2 separate regions of the Homo sapiens genome follow, and region 2 is linked to region 1. A link is a loop called in an ENCODE intact Hi-C map of the cell type or tissue named here. Cell type or tissue: PC-9. All regions are shown on one strand. Each heading gives the region's core, and the rest is flanking DNA. Links, peaks and the distances in the headings are about the cores only. Region 1 overlaps SETBP1 (SET binding protein 1). Region 2 has its middle 58 kb from the start of LINC01601.

What was found. Peaks named below come from ENCODE experiments on the same cell type or tissue, not always from the same donor. Only the 100,000 strongest peaks of a DNase experiment are listed, where the experiment ranks them.
Region 2: it touches region 1 in a loop (7-fold over the local background); 1 of 110 quality-filtered maps calls a loop at or near these places.

The regions. Positions count from the first base shown.
Region 1 is chr18:44,729,832-44,735,774 of GRCh38, reverse strand. The region is part of intron 2 of SETBP1 (SET binding protein 1); the gene reads right to left. Among named protein-coding and RNA genes, the nearest start is that of SETBP1, 52 kb to the right of the region's middle. RefSeq lists an enhancer at 1,363-2,562. In PC-9, for the core only: no CTCF peak of the experiment used is centred there; DNase peaks (open chromatin) are centred at 2,214, 3,024 and 3,834; H3K27ac peaks cover 2,539 bases.
Region 2 is chr18:44,585,161-44,593,414 of GRCh38, reverse strand. No RefSeq gene overlaps it. Among named protein-coding and RNA genes, the nearest start is that of LINC01601, 58 kb to the right of the region's middle. In PC-9, for the core only: no CTCF peak of the experiment used is centred there; a DNase peak (open chromatin) is centred at 3,514.

The DNA.
Region 1 (5,943 bases), core at 1,944-5,943:
TGTTAAGTCATGGACTACTAGTAGGCGTAGGTGAGACAGGAAGGGGAATGCATCCTTACAGTTTTGATCTAGAATCTTTTCTAAAAGTGTTCCTGATCCTTTTCATTTTTATCCCAGGAAGACTGGGCCACTCCAGCATCTGACCCTCCCTGTGCCCTGGAGCACCTATCATAGGTACCCCCGCCTAAGCCATTGTCTGTCTCTCTTCTTAATGTTTAGTCTTGCAGATGTTTGGGTGTTTGTTACTATCATGTCTGTTCAGTTGAACTTTTATTTGCTAAAATGTATTGTGCAATGGCAAGCAGAATTAGTCTCATTAAATAATAGAATCAAAGAACCTAGAGATAGAAAGGAAATTTAATAGATCATCTGGTTCAGATCTCTAACTACAAGCAATTGATGCAACCTTAGTTGTAAGGAAGAAACAGCTGAGCCCAGGAAATTATGTGACTTACCCAAGGCTAAACTGCCAGCAACTGAAAAAAGAAGAACTAAAATTCAGGTCTCCTGCCTCCTAATGCAGAGCCAAGCTGGGTCTGTATCCTCAATTGATTTCAGCACACATGACCACAGATGAATCTTCAAGCACATTTTCAACAGGATTTAGCAACATGGACTAAATCCTCTGCATCTATACCAACACTCTTTCTTGGGATTAATGAATATTGAGAAACATCATTGAGGTGTGGCTTTCCAACTTTACAATATTATATTAGTGAATATCTCTAAGTAGAATTCTATGTAGACTTATAAATAACTCTCTTCTTACTGGATAGCAAAACTCCTTAGGAGTAGAAATGGAACATAACACACTTCGATATTGTCTAAAACTTAATCATATAGAGTCAATTTGTATTTATTGAGTACTTCCTATGTGATATGCTGTGGGAAATGCCAATAAATTAAACCCTTTATCCCCAAGATAATTTCTAACCTAAATAAGAGAAAGCAACATAAAATGTAATAAAATAAGTGAATTTTAAATAGTCCAAAAGAAGAAACGTAACAATGGAGGGACACATTTTGCCAGGAAATGACTGTTACTGCGGAGAGGTGCTCTAGAAGTTTAGAGGTAAGGAAGGCATGAGCTGAGGACACCAGGAAGGAAGGGGATTCTTCAAGGAGAGGTAAGTATTGACTAGATAGGGAGAGAGAGGAGACATTTAAGGTCAGAGCAATGTAAACAGAAGTATGGAAGTGGGAATTGGAAGTGTGGTCAGGGAATTCACGGAAGTCAGAAACTGGTAAGAGATAAGTCTTTAAATAACATTTCAGGTGAAATGGGAAGATCCTAGAATGTCAAACTAAATTTTTTCACTTTCTTTTTATGTCTTGCAAGAACAATGGTATTAACAAGGGCCTAAGTTGATTCATACACACTCCCAGAATATACAGGAGAGCTGGAATAGCAGACAGCTAGGACACACATGCAGTCTTCAGGAAGGCCCAGGGAAGAAACGAATACTAGCAGAGAGTACGAATTTAATTAATAGCTCATGAATGACAAATCCAGATACACTGAAGGGCAAAGAAATCCTCTCAAGCAATAAGCAATGCATCTTACTCACCCTTATAGCACATTTACCATTTACAAATTCTTATACTGCCTATCTGAGATTTTATTCTGTTATTTCCTTTTAGAAATGATCTCAACTAGTGTACTAGAAAGCCCCTGGACCAGGCCTCAACAGGGTCTGATTTTCAGGGCTTGTCCTCATTTGCTTCAGTGTGTGACTTTTGCCCCCATCATTACTCACTCCCCCAGCTCTGTGAAGGCCCTGAATTGTGATGGGAGAAGGGAACTTTTGGACCGGGCAGATCCTGTGATGAATGCCCTCAGGGTCTCAGCCACACATCTGTGGATTTGCAAATCATTCATAGGCTGATCAATTTCCTCATCTACACATGAAGATGGCAGCCTGGTCAGAAGGAACAGAAGGGGAGACCTGCTACTCCCTAATGGACAGGAATAGGGCCTCTCCCAGCCACTCCCCAAAAAAGCTGATTAATCTTTAAAATTTCTCAGGGACACCGTGCAATTCAAAGGCCACAGTCCCCTTGATGGAACACTGAAAGAGGGTTTTTGTTTTCCACAAAAAGGGAAATTGAGGTTTTTGTGGTGAAAGAGAAGGATGTAAAATCAGCCACGTAGTGGTTTATTCACAGCCTGACCCCTCCCCAAACCCACAGGGATACTGGAGCTGCGACTCATCTCTTCTCATGAGTCATGTGGACTTGCATGGGCCTGGTGGAGTTAGGAAAGAAAACACCAGACTCCACAGTGTGCACAAGCATTTGGGGACAGAGATGTGATCCAAAGATGGAGAGATACAGTTCCTTGACTTTAATGTGGAGAGACAGGCCGGAAGACAGGACTGTCCAGATCTAATAGAACCGACAGGTCGTCTCTCAAAGGGCCAGAGAGTGGCTATCACATTTGGGGCTTGTTATTTGAGCCGTCAGAGCCGACTTTTCCACTGACATCCCCAACTTCCAAATTAATTATTTACTTACCAGAGATTCAGCTTGGCCATGTCAGACAGAAATAACAGGGGGTGTTGTGTAGCTCAGATGAGCTGGCATTCAAACAGTAAAAGAGGACATCACTCAGACCACATGCCCCTCTCTGGTTCAGAGGGAGCCACTTGTGAGATTTAGAGGTCTCTAAGATCCCTACACCTTCCCTCATCTAGGTCTGGAGCTAGAAAGAGATTGCTGTGCTGATCCCAGGACTTCTTGTGGGAGTTGTTTTTCTGATTATTTTTTTTTTCCTGGCCCAAACCAGAATCCTGAGGGAGAATTTATTCTCTGACTCTGGTTTTTGAGAGTTTGAAATCCTAAGTGAAAGGTGCGAGCTGCCGGTAGGGCCAGGGCAGGAGGGGCTCAGCCATCACTGTAAGCTCTGTTTGCCGCAGAAGGACAGGTGTTGAGTTACACACTTGGGGAATGTGAGCGCCAGGAAGGGACCTGGTGGGTGCCAGCCAAAGTAGCGAGGTCAATACCTCCTTCTGTACTGGTTCTTCCTGGAGACCAAAAAAACAAACCATCCCTTGGCTTCAGGTTCCTGAAAAGACCTGAACTGTTCTTGTTTACTGTTCTAAGGGGCTGCATAGCACTTCTTTTTAGAGTAATTTATTTCATTGACTTCAAGACCTCAGAAAGGCAGCAGTATATGCATTGAGGGCTAAATAGGGCATGTTTACAGAGCACTTATTCTCGGCAGAAGGGTCTAAATAAATGCAACATACAATATGGCTGCTCCTGTCCATTGCAAGGGTGAGAAATAGCACTAACGTCTTGTTTTGACTAACGTCTTCACTTATATATCCGTCGGGACACAGGCTTTGGGTTTCCTCCTTTACTGGATGTCTGCTCAGCACAGCAAGTTCCCGGAGCTAGGAATTTTTGATCGTACATGCAGAAGACATCAGGGGTTTAGGGCGTCTGCAGTCAAGTCGTAGCATGTTAAAGAAAATACAATTGCATAGCCCTGCTCAGCTTCAAGGAGCAGTAAGCTAAATTCCAAGAATATCATATTTAGTCACAAAGTTCAACCAATTCAGGACTCATAACGAGGGTATGTGATCGTCTATCTGAGTGGTAATCAACTTTCTTAGGTCAGCTTCTATTTTAAATCCTTCATGCAAAGAGTCCAGCATATTTGCATACTCACACAGACACATTGCTCATCAAATAGAACTAGACAGCCTCAACACAAAAACTGAGAACATGCACCTCACACACACCAGCCACTGGGTATTTCATAATAAAGAAAAATGGGATCAAACAAGGCATTAGGAAGAGAAAAACAGGTTCAGCCAGATGCTATGGAAATCCTGATTCTTATCAGGGCAAACAATCAGAATTACTATGATGCTTCTTAGGGAGAGTCTACTCTGAACAGACACAGAATATTGAGAATATTGTATTTCATACTGTCTTCACGTGGACCAGGCAATTAGAATTATGCCCGTTTGATAGATGAGGAAAGTCAGGTTGAGAGAGCACGTGTTTGTCGGGTGGCAGAAACAGGAACTAGACCAATGTCTGTTTAATTGCAGTCAGTCACTCAACTTCAGGTTATGGAGCATATAAGGATATGTGTGTGTGTGTGCGTGCGCGTGTGTGTGTGTGTGTGTGTGTAAAGAACCATTTTCCTCCCTTCTAAAATCAGAATAATTCCATTAGCCCCAGGGTCTAGTAGAATAAAATATAAAACTATCATGACCAACATTTTTATTCACAAATCAAAACAATTCTAAGTTTGGTTAGATCGAGATGAAGCCATAATCACAACCCAGGTCTCTTGGCTCCTAACTCAGGGCTCTTCCAGACAGTAGACAAAAACCCACATGGATTCTGACAGTCTCATAAACCTCTCTGCGGACCCTGTTTTCTGTCAGTTTAGCGAGTGGTGCCTCTCCCGCCTGTGGCCATGTGGAAAAAGCACAGCTTCTGCAAAGCCTGATCATCTGGGCTGGCCTTAGTGACTGTGCTTAGTCAACAGAATGTGGGGGAAGGGATATTTGGAAATGCTGAGGGTCATACATAAGGGGCCTTGCAGCTCCCACCTGATTCTCTCTGAATGATACCATGTGTGAAGTCCAACTACCCCGAGACCTGCCATGCTGGCTGGAAAGTACAAGTCAGCCATGTCAAGAGGTCAGAGTGGAACCCAGGCAGCCCCAGCTGTTGCATCCATCCCAGCCCAGTCACCAGGGTCATACAGCAGACAAGACATGGAGAAGAGCTGACAGACTCTGCCCACAGCCAGAGCCAGTCACAAGTGGGGCAATGTCACACTATCACAGCCACTCCAACTGAGTTCCTGATTATGGAGGAACTATCACTACTAGGCCGATCCACAACCCTGACAACATGACAAAATGGCTCTAGTTTTAATGCCACTGAGTTTTGGGGTAGTTTGTTACACAGCAGTAGATAATTAGAACATCTTGTGTCTCGTCTATAAAGGGCTCCCAGGACAATCTTATCATCTAGAAACCCTGATACCATTTAAGCTTCCTCTTTCTCCCACCCCCACTGTAACTCTTCTAGCTGCTCCTTTTGATGTCTCTCTTAGACCAGTGGGGAATGATGAAAGCAAGAAGGATCTGCTGAGGGTCTGAAAAAGAGGACAGGCACAACAGGGAGCATGTGTCAAAATGCTTTCTTCTTGGTAGGCAAAAATGGTACATGAGAGCCTCTTGGATGGAGAGACCAAGCAACACAGGAAAGTTCCTGAAAAAAGAGGCTGGAAAAAGTCCAGGGTCAAGAAAAGAGCGAGGTTCCTCACTGCCTTCTTTCCCTGACTCCTGCATACCACCCCATCTACATATCTGTATAGCAGATCGCATGTTCTCTGAATCCTCCGTAGTTCCATCCTTCAGGATAGAGTTTACTCATTGCATCCCAAGGACTCCAGCAAACTCTTACCTCCCCAGTATCTGACAGCTGAATTATTGACCATTTAGCTCATATTGACTCTTAGTTTTCCATGTTTGTCTTATGTAGAATAGACAGAATAAAACTTGTTTGAGGGCAGAACCTATATTATATAATTTTTCTTCATACTCCATAGTAAAATGCACAGAACCAAACAGAATAAAGCAAGTCGTATTCAATATGTATCTAAGGGAATTTAGTGCTACCCATATAACAAGGGCAGATAAGGTCTCAGCCGCACCACTCTAGGCTTCTGCAGATGTTCCACGCTGAGTTTTCAAGAAGTTGACTCACACAGATGCATAGCTAGACCTCACGTCACACTCAGGCTTCTGCAAAGATTAGTCTACATGACAGTTTCTGCATCTTCTTCACTGGCTTCTGATCTCACAGCTCCACAGAAAACACTCTCTCAAAAGTCACAGTGACCCTGCGGTGCAAAAGCCTGTGTGACATAAACCACAGCCTCCCCGGGACCTCCTGGGGTTTCTCCTGCTC
Region 2 (8,254 bases), core at 1,916-5,915, 140 kb after region 1:
TCTTAAGAACACATTAAAACAACAACAACAACAACAACAACAAAACCTTATTAAACACGTTAGAATAGTTACCCTTATTGCGGGGGTAATGGTTGTGGATTTTGAGGATAGAATGGAAAAATTATTTTTAATAGTGTATAAAATAAAAATGAATTTATAATAAAGTGAGCCACATTTGAGATAAAAATACAATGATAATTAGAAACATAAAACCAGTTATAAATTTCCAAAAAAAAAAAAGAATCTAACTTTTCAGATTAGAGTTGGGGAAAAGCCACTTCTTTCCATAGCCTCCTTTTCTGGTGCACAGAAAAAAATAAAAACTAGGGGCAGAGCTGGGTTTCACTCCAAAAATCAGTTCCCCTAAACCAACACATCAGGGATTAAAGTCAGAAATTCCCACCAGGAGGGGCTGGGATCATTTGATCTTGTCTTTTATGAGTTATTGGTATTATCTGGGACCAGCTGGTTGGGAAATCTGTCCCAGAAAGCTCCTTGACTCTTGTAGGCCCTAAATATAAACATGCACATATCCCTGCCTGAGTCACTCAGCAATCCACTCGGCTTCAAAGAAAAGAGCATTTTGTTCAGGAGCTCAGTGCCCTGAGCAAGAGCTAAAAGCGTCCTCTTTTCTAATTGTCAATTATCTCTACACTCCAAGATAAACATTTCTCTTTTAACATCAGACTGGGCTGGAAGGTTCATTTAGGACATGGCTATTTGAAGGACTGGAGAAGGGGGGATGTGGGGGAATACAGAGAAAGCAAAGAGACAAAGTTTAAAATCAAGACACACAGTCTGCTTCTTCCGATATATCTCAAATATATTCCTAATTAGAGAATGCCAATGCAATAGCCTGAGATTCTAGAGAAGGAAGAGGTAGGTAGGTGACACAATTAAGTAAGTCTCCATTTGGAATAACTGCCGTTGGGATGGGTGGAGGGTGTTCCCTAAAGGATATTTTTTTCTCTAAAAAATTTTCTTTTATTTGAAGAAGGCCTGGAAGCATTTCATACATATACATGCAGACGCTCTTCGACTTACAATGGGATTATGTCCTGATAAACTCATCATAAAGCCAAAAAATTCTAAGTCTAACCATTGCAATTTGGGGACCATCTATATATGTGTATATGTATATACGTGTATACATATGTATATGTATGTGTATGTATATGCACACATATATGTATACTTTTAAAAGATGGTTTGGTATTTCTTGCTATGAAAGCAAAGCTTAGCTCAGAAACTTTCCAAAGACCCATTTTCTCTAGTTCATTTATGTAATTGATGAGATTGCAATTGACTTGACCGCACTTGACAGCAAGGCCAGAAATAATTGAATTCAGTACCTTCTGAAACCTGTTGTATTACCATGATTCAAAATAAGAAGAGAAGAGGATCTAGTAAGAAAGAATAGGAATGTTTATTTCTGTGTAACAAATAAGTAAGGCTAATACTGAAGGATTTTTCCCTGAAGTTAATCCTCCAGCAAGTATCTGCTTTGGAGGATAAAACAAAGTCAAATTCCTTTTGCCCATGTTCCCTCCCTTCCATTTTCTCCCCTGAGTGACCCTTTCCTCTTTCTCCTCTCCCATCCTTTACATCTCCGTTTGCCTGGCATTATTAAAATCCAGAAATCCATGTGCTAATTAGTGTGGTTATGATTTGCAACCTGTCCAATGATGCCAGGAAGTGAGACGCAACCTTTTCAAGTTTAGCAGCAACCATCTAACTCGAGTCAAAACAGAGAGATGTGTTCAGTTAATTTGGAAGGAGACGGTGATTGGGATTTGTATATTCAAAGTTCAATGATGACAGGTCACATTCAAGGGGGACAGACTGTGTGTTAAAATGCACCAATAAAGTCAGAAACTTTCTAGGCCAAGCAGAAGCAAGATTGTTTCTGTGGAATGAGCTGTTAAATGTGGAAGCCCAAGAGAATCAGGAAACCTGTTTTCAATCAGACACAAAGATTATTTCTACCTCTTTCCAGTTACAGTAATGAGATTTTTAAAAAGAGTAGGGGGGAGTAGTGAATACTTGATTGTCCAATTATTAGCCTAGATAGACTGTTAGTTTTGAGATGGTTTTTTTTTGTTGATAAAGGAAAAAAGAAAATATATGGGTTTTTGTTCTGGGAGCCACTGGGTGAATTTTGCCTCCAGAACTTCAGCCTTTTTGGCATGATGCTTTGACCACCAGTGCCCAGTTAGCATTCCATATGACTCTTTGGAGTCTGGACTGTTGCTTTAGCCAAAATGTGGATGTAAATAAGGGGAAAGTTCTGCTTATTCTGGCTTGGGAAGACAGAAGAACAGATTTGTGTGGCTGGCAAGGACTCATTCTAGGGTTAACACCCAAATGACAATGGCATTTGAAGAATCAGAATCTTTCATCTTAAAACTCCAGTAACCATTAAGTTTCTGGGCTGTCACAGAGAAACTTATTAGGATTGATGATTCTTAATTAGAGTATTCCTTTAATTAGTGCTTGAGCCATGGTTATTTACTAGAAGGCAATGTTTGCAAATCTTTTCTGTACAATATATAATATTTCTGAACAGTTCCATCTGTATTCTTAATAAAGAAGTAGTCCAGTTTCTCTAATATTATCTCTGAATATTAAGTTGTTCAGACTGTTTGAATGTCAGTGGAATATTGATACAATGTAGAAGTGTTAAGGAGTTTGAATAAAATATCATGTGTAATACAGCTAGCACACAGTGCATCCTTAATTAGCATTCTTTCAAATTCCATATCAATAGACTGAAATTTCTTTAAAGAGATAGACCAGGTCTTAATAGATTTGTATTCCCAATTTATAATACAACATCTAGTTCAGAGAAGGGGCTCAAGAAATGTTTATGGATTACTGAAAACATATGCCATATAATTCCGCCAGCTTTGAGTTCAAATTTTTCCATGGGCTTTGAATCTCTTGCATGATCCATTCAGCTTTTGTATTTTCTATTGTTATATCAAGTGGACATCGAATTAGTGTTTTTTTAATGGGCTTTGGTTCTAGTCATACTGCCTGTTAAACTAATGGCAAAGCTCTGGACTGGTCTTGATTTTGTTTCTACCAACCCATTCTTAGAGCCCACAATGACCAGTATTCTGGTGTTTACTTAAAAGGACAGTGGCCATTGGCCAACATGCAAATGTGATTGATGTTGATGTAATAACAGCAGAAGAATAAAGGACATCTTCACTTTGTCTCTATTTAAGGGCAGCCTTCTGGAAGCAGCTCACTGCTTCACTGTGCTGTAATGTCATTATTGGTAAGTCTACTTCTGCCAGTCAGGAATGGAAGTGATTGAGGGATGCACGACTTTTTTTACGCTTCTCCACCCCAGTCCACCAACACACACACAGACACACACACACAAACACACACACACACTCTCACATATACCCACATGCACATACACATACACATAGAGTAGACCTTCACTGCTAATTATGGCATAGTTTTCATCTGGTGGAACAAAAAATGCCAGCCAAGTGAGTCATATTCTGATTTATTGAATAAACACTTTCCATGTGAGAAGCAGAGAGAAAAATGAAACCATTGCCTGTTAGAGCTGGAAAAGGCTAGTGTTTCCAACACACTGGATGGCAGTTCTAAGTTGGACTGGCTGCCGCAGGATCACCTGGGGGAACTTTATAAAGAAACTGGCTTCCAGGTCCACCCTTGGAAGTTTTCAGCCAAAGCTGTCTTAATGATGCTGAGTTTGACCAGTTTAGGCAATAACTGTTTTTTCCAATCCTTTACTTTTACAGCAAAAAACATGAAAGCCCCGGAAGAAGTGACTTGTCCAAGTTTCTTTGGGAGTAAGATGAAGAGCTGAGAGAAGGGAAAGGAATGAATACTTAGTAAATGTGAGAGTTTAATGGATGCCTTATTCAGGGCCCTACATATTTGGTTTTATTAGCTCGTTACCATGGCCTTGGGAGAGAGGCATTAGAGAAGAGAGATAACTGAACTGCTCTAAGTTGATATTATATTGGCATGCTATGCTTTAGTTCCTGAGCCTGGGTTCTGTTCTGTTCAGAACCTTTGCTGGTTATGTTTGACTCCGTAATTCAGTGTTGTGAACATCTGGCCTCTGAGTTGATAGAATAGGTGGTTAGTTGCAGGTCAGTCCCCTACAACTAACTTTATTTCAAAATATTTCAATAAATAATTATTGAGAAAATACTGTGTGTAAGGCGCAATGTTAGGAACTTGGAGGTGAACATGAAGGACACAGTTTTTGTATTTATAGAGACTACAGTCTTGAGGGTGCTATGATAAAAGAAGCTATGCAAATAAAATGTGATGAGAGTTATGCTAGGAGAAATAAGAAGTGCTTTGAGCATAAGTAGCAAGAAAACTTAACCCAGACTCACGGCCAAGGGAAGCCTTCCCAAATCTGACTGCTAGAAGATGAACAGGAGTTAGCTAGGTGAAAAATGGTGAAGCAGGAACATGGGCTCAGAGGGGGAGATGTTTCATAAGAGGAAACAGCATTTGTGAATTCCAGGAGTCTAGACATTGTGTGAAGAGTTCACATTTGACCAGTTCAAGGAACTGAAAGAACCTTATTATTTTTGGGAAGAGAGGAAGAGAGGCTAGATGTGAGGAGGTAGGAAGCCTCCAGATGGAGAAAAGCCACGAAAACCCCATTAAGGTCTTTGGATTTTATCCCAAAGCATTGCTAAGCCGCTGAAGTTTCCCAATCCTGTAAAAATGATCTGGGGATTAAAACCTGGGTGTAATGTAAACAGGTTTATAGTTTGGAAGATGCTTTGATGGCAGTACTAGTGATGGATAGTGGTAGATTGAGCTTGCAGGCAGGGATGCCAGTTAGGAGACTATTTCATTAGGAGACCAAAGCTGTGTTTGTTATTCATCCTTGGAGTTTCAGCACCTAGCACACTGCCAGGTAGCTAATACATACCAAGTAAATATTATTTGAATGAACAGATGTGGAAATAAACATTCATTGGTAAAACCATCCACCAAATATTTCTTGCTTATTCTGGCTTCTTCTCTTTGTTCAGTCTTTCCCCTTTCCCCAGGTATACATAGGTTTTTATTTTAAATCTACCTGATTAAATACTTACCACACATTTATGTTCAACTTAAGACTAGCTGCTTCTTGAAGCCTTTCAATTTTATTTATTTCCTACCCCGTTTAAACCTTCAGGACATTTTACAATGTATGATATTGTTCCATGTGGGTGAATTTTCAGCTGCTTCTTAATTTAATTCAGTATTTTTTTATATATGAAGGCAAATTATCTATCTATCTATCTATCTATCTATCTATCTATCATCTGTCTATTATCTGTCTTTAAGGCTAGGAGGCTTGGATGAGCTAGACTCTTTCATGTATGGTTATGAAAGTATACAATCCCTTCCTGAAAAGCAAATATGGTTATATATGCACACACATATATATTTCCATATATATATATACACACACACACACATATAATTTATATCACAATTTGCTTATACCGTTTGACTCAGAAATTTTTCTACCAGGAATCTCTGCAAAGTAAATTGGTAGAAATGACAATAAAAATGTACGGTCAAGTATATTTATCTCTGCCTTTTGTGATTTTCAGAAATTAGAGACAACCTAATTAAGCACGGGAAGAGGAGAGGTTAAATAAATCACACTATATTCATGTGTGAAATATGTAGAAATATGATTTTGGGGAAAGTTAACAAGGAATGGTATTTGAAACAGTGAAGTTATGAGCCAATAATATGGATTTTTTTCTATATATTCTAATATTTCTACAATTATAGTTAAACTACCAATACAAATATTATGTCAAACAACTATTTTCTGTTCTTTTCTACTGCAAATTGCCCATAGTTGGCAAATAGGACTACCATTCACCATTTAGAGAACTCTTCACACGCCTTCCTGGCAGCCACTGCAGAAAAAGAAGCAAGCTTCCAAGCCAGGCCCTTTGAAAGGAGGGGAGATGGCTTTCTCTTCCTCTTTCCTACTCCAGGCCAGCCTTTGGAGGGCTGCCATCCTCACATTTGACTGAGCCAAATCTTCAACCCACCTGTCCAAGCACCAGGCTGCTCACTTCTGATTTACCTCCTCTAGATGTTCTGGGGAGTGAAACGCTGACAGGCTGTGGCTATGGCACTGGATGACACAGCAACCTGGGAGTATCTCTGCACAGGATTCCAGAGCTGAGATTTGCCAAACTGTTCATCTTTTTCATCTTGGCAATTGTTTATGCTCTAAAACCAATTACTGCAGGCCAAATGCGCATCCTCTCTTCCTCTGAAGAATTATATTAGACCTGGTTCTTGTCTCATTCAACTGCATTGGAACATTCCTATTCCCATAAAGCTCAATCCATTGATGGCCTGTCCTACTTTGGTGGGAAACAAATGCTAGGAGAGTTGTTATCACATCCCATAAATGTCTGGGATGAAAGGCCCTGAAGTGCAAAGTATATTGTGGTTATCTCTTGGGTGGGGAAAAATCTCTCTAATGCAAAACAGCAGCGGCAACACAGCTAGATGGCAGGAACCTCTGTCAGGAACAAATTTCCTCATCCCTCTGGAAGACAATGACTGATTTCTCATAGGCCTCCCCTGACATGACACTAAGAGTGAAGATATTTGTTTTAGTGTCTCCCATCTGCAATGTTCTATAGGTCCCAAGTATATATTCTGACTGGCTCCCTAAAAGAAAACCAGGCAGCACATGCAGAGCTTGGACACTGTGCTGGACTGACTTTTCATGTTGTCTTAGAGAGAGAGTCTTGCTATATTGCCCAGGCTGGGCTCAAACTCCTGGCCTCAAGTGATCCTCCCACCTCAGCCTCCTGAGTAGCTCTGATTATAGGCATGGGCCACCATGCCTGGCTCTACACTGTTTTAAGATCTGTGAATATGTTACTTCCTTTAAGTCTCACAACAACCCTGTGTAGTAGGTACTATCATGATAATTACTTCATTTTGACTTAATTTTTTTAAGAGATGGGGTCTTGCTGTACTGCCCAGGCTGGTATCAAACTCCTAGCTTCAAGCAGTCCTCCTATGTCAGCCTTCCACAGTGCTGGGATTTACAAGCATGAACCACTGTGACCAACCACCTCACTTTACAAATGAAAAAAACTACGGCACAGAGAGGTTGACTGCCCAAGGTCACATAGGCCATAATTAAAGAGCAAGGATTCAAGTTCTGGCAGTCTGACCCAGGTCCCCACACTAACCACCATGCTATATTAAATTAAGACATGCAAAATGCTTAGAGCAATACCTGGCACACTGTGAGTACAAAATAAGTATTATCTACTATCAGTTCTTTTTAGTAATTCAGGGCAGTCACCAACTTTCTGTTTCAACTTGATATGCCCATGGAAGTGATTCAATCCTTTGAGGGGAATTGAAAAAATCCCATCAACCCAGAAATGAATGCATATTTAGCATCCTTGGGCTGGATACTCAGGGGCTATATATGAGAAGGAACTTAAAGTTGATACAGTCTTGAACTTCACAGACAACAGAAGTGCAAGATATGTCAAGCTGAGGTCCTCATCCTTGGCTCTACAATTTAGTGGACCTTCAAAACTCTTTGTTTTCTTCTTGATTCAAGGAAGTTACAGATAGGGGAGGATGAGGAGGCCAATGATGAATGAGAAATATCTACGCATAGCCTTTGGGGCACTTGGTTTTCTCGCCCATCACACACATATTTAATTCTTAGGCTGTACATTTTTTTATCCTATATTTTAATGAGATAATCTTTTTTTTTTTTTTTGAGATGGAGTCTCACTCTGTCACCCAGGCTGGAGTGCAGTGGCACGATCTCAGCTCACTGCAACCTCTGCCTCCCAGGTTCAAGCGATTCTCCTCCCTCAGCCTCCCTAGTAGCTGGGATTACAGGTGCCTGCCACTACGCCCGGCTAATGTTTTGTATTTTTAGTAGAGACAGGGTTTCACCATGTTGGCCAGGCTGGTCTCTAACTCCTGACCTCGTGATTCACCCACCTTTGTCTCCCAAAGTGTTGGGATCACAGGTGTGAGCCACTGTGCCTGGCCATGAGGTAATCTTTCGTTTGACAACCTTCTGATAGTAATTTAACTAAATTTCATGTGGAATATTAATAAATATATTTGCTCCAAGGTGGGACTGGGAGAGAAGCACACAGTGTTATACTCCCTCCACTCTGATACACAGTAGGGAATAATCAAGGTGAAGTTTGTGGTTTATATGAAAAACAGG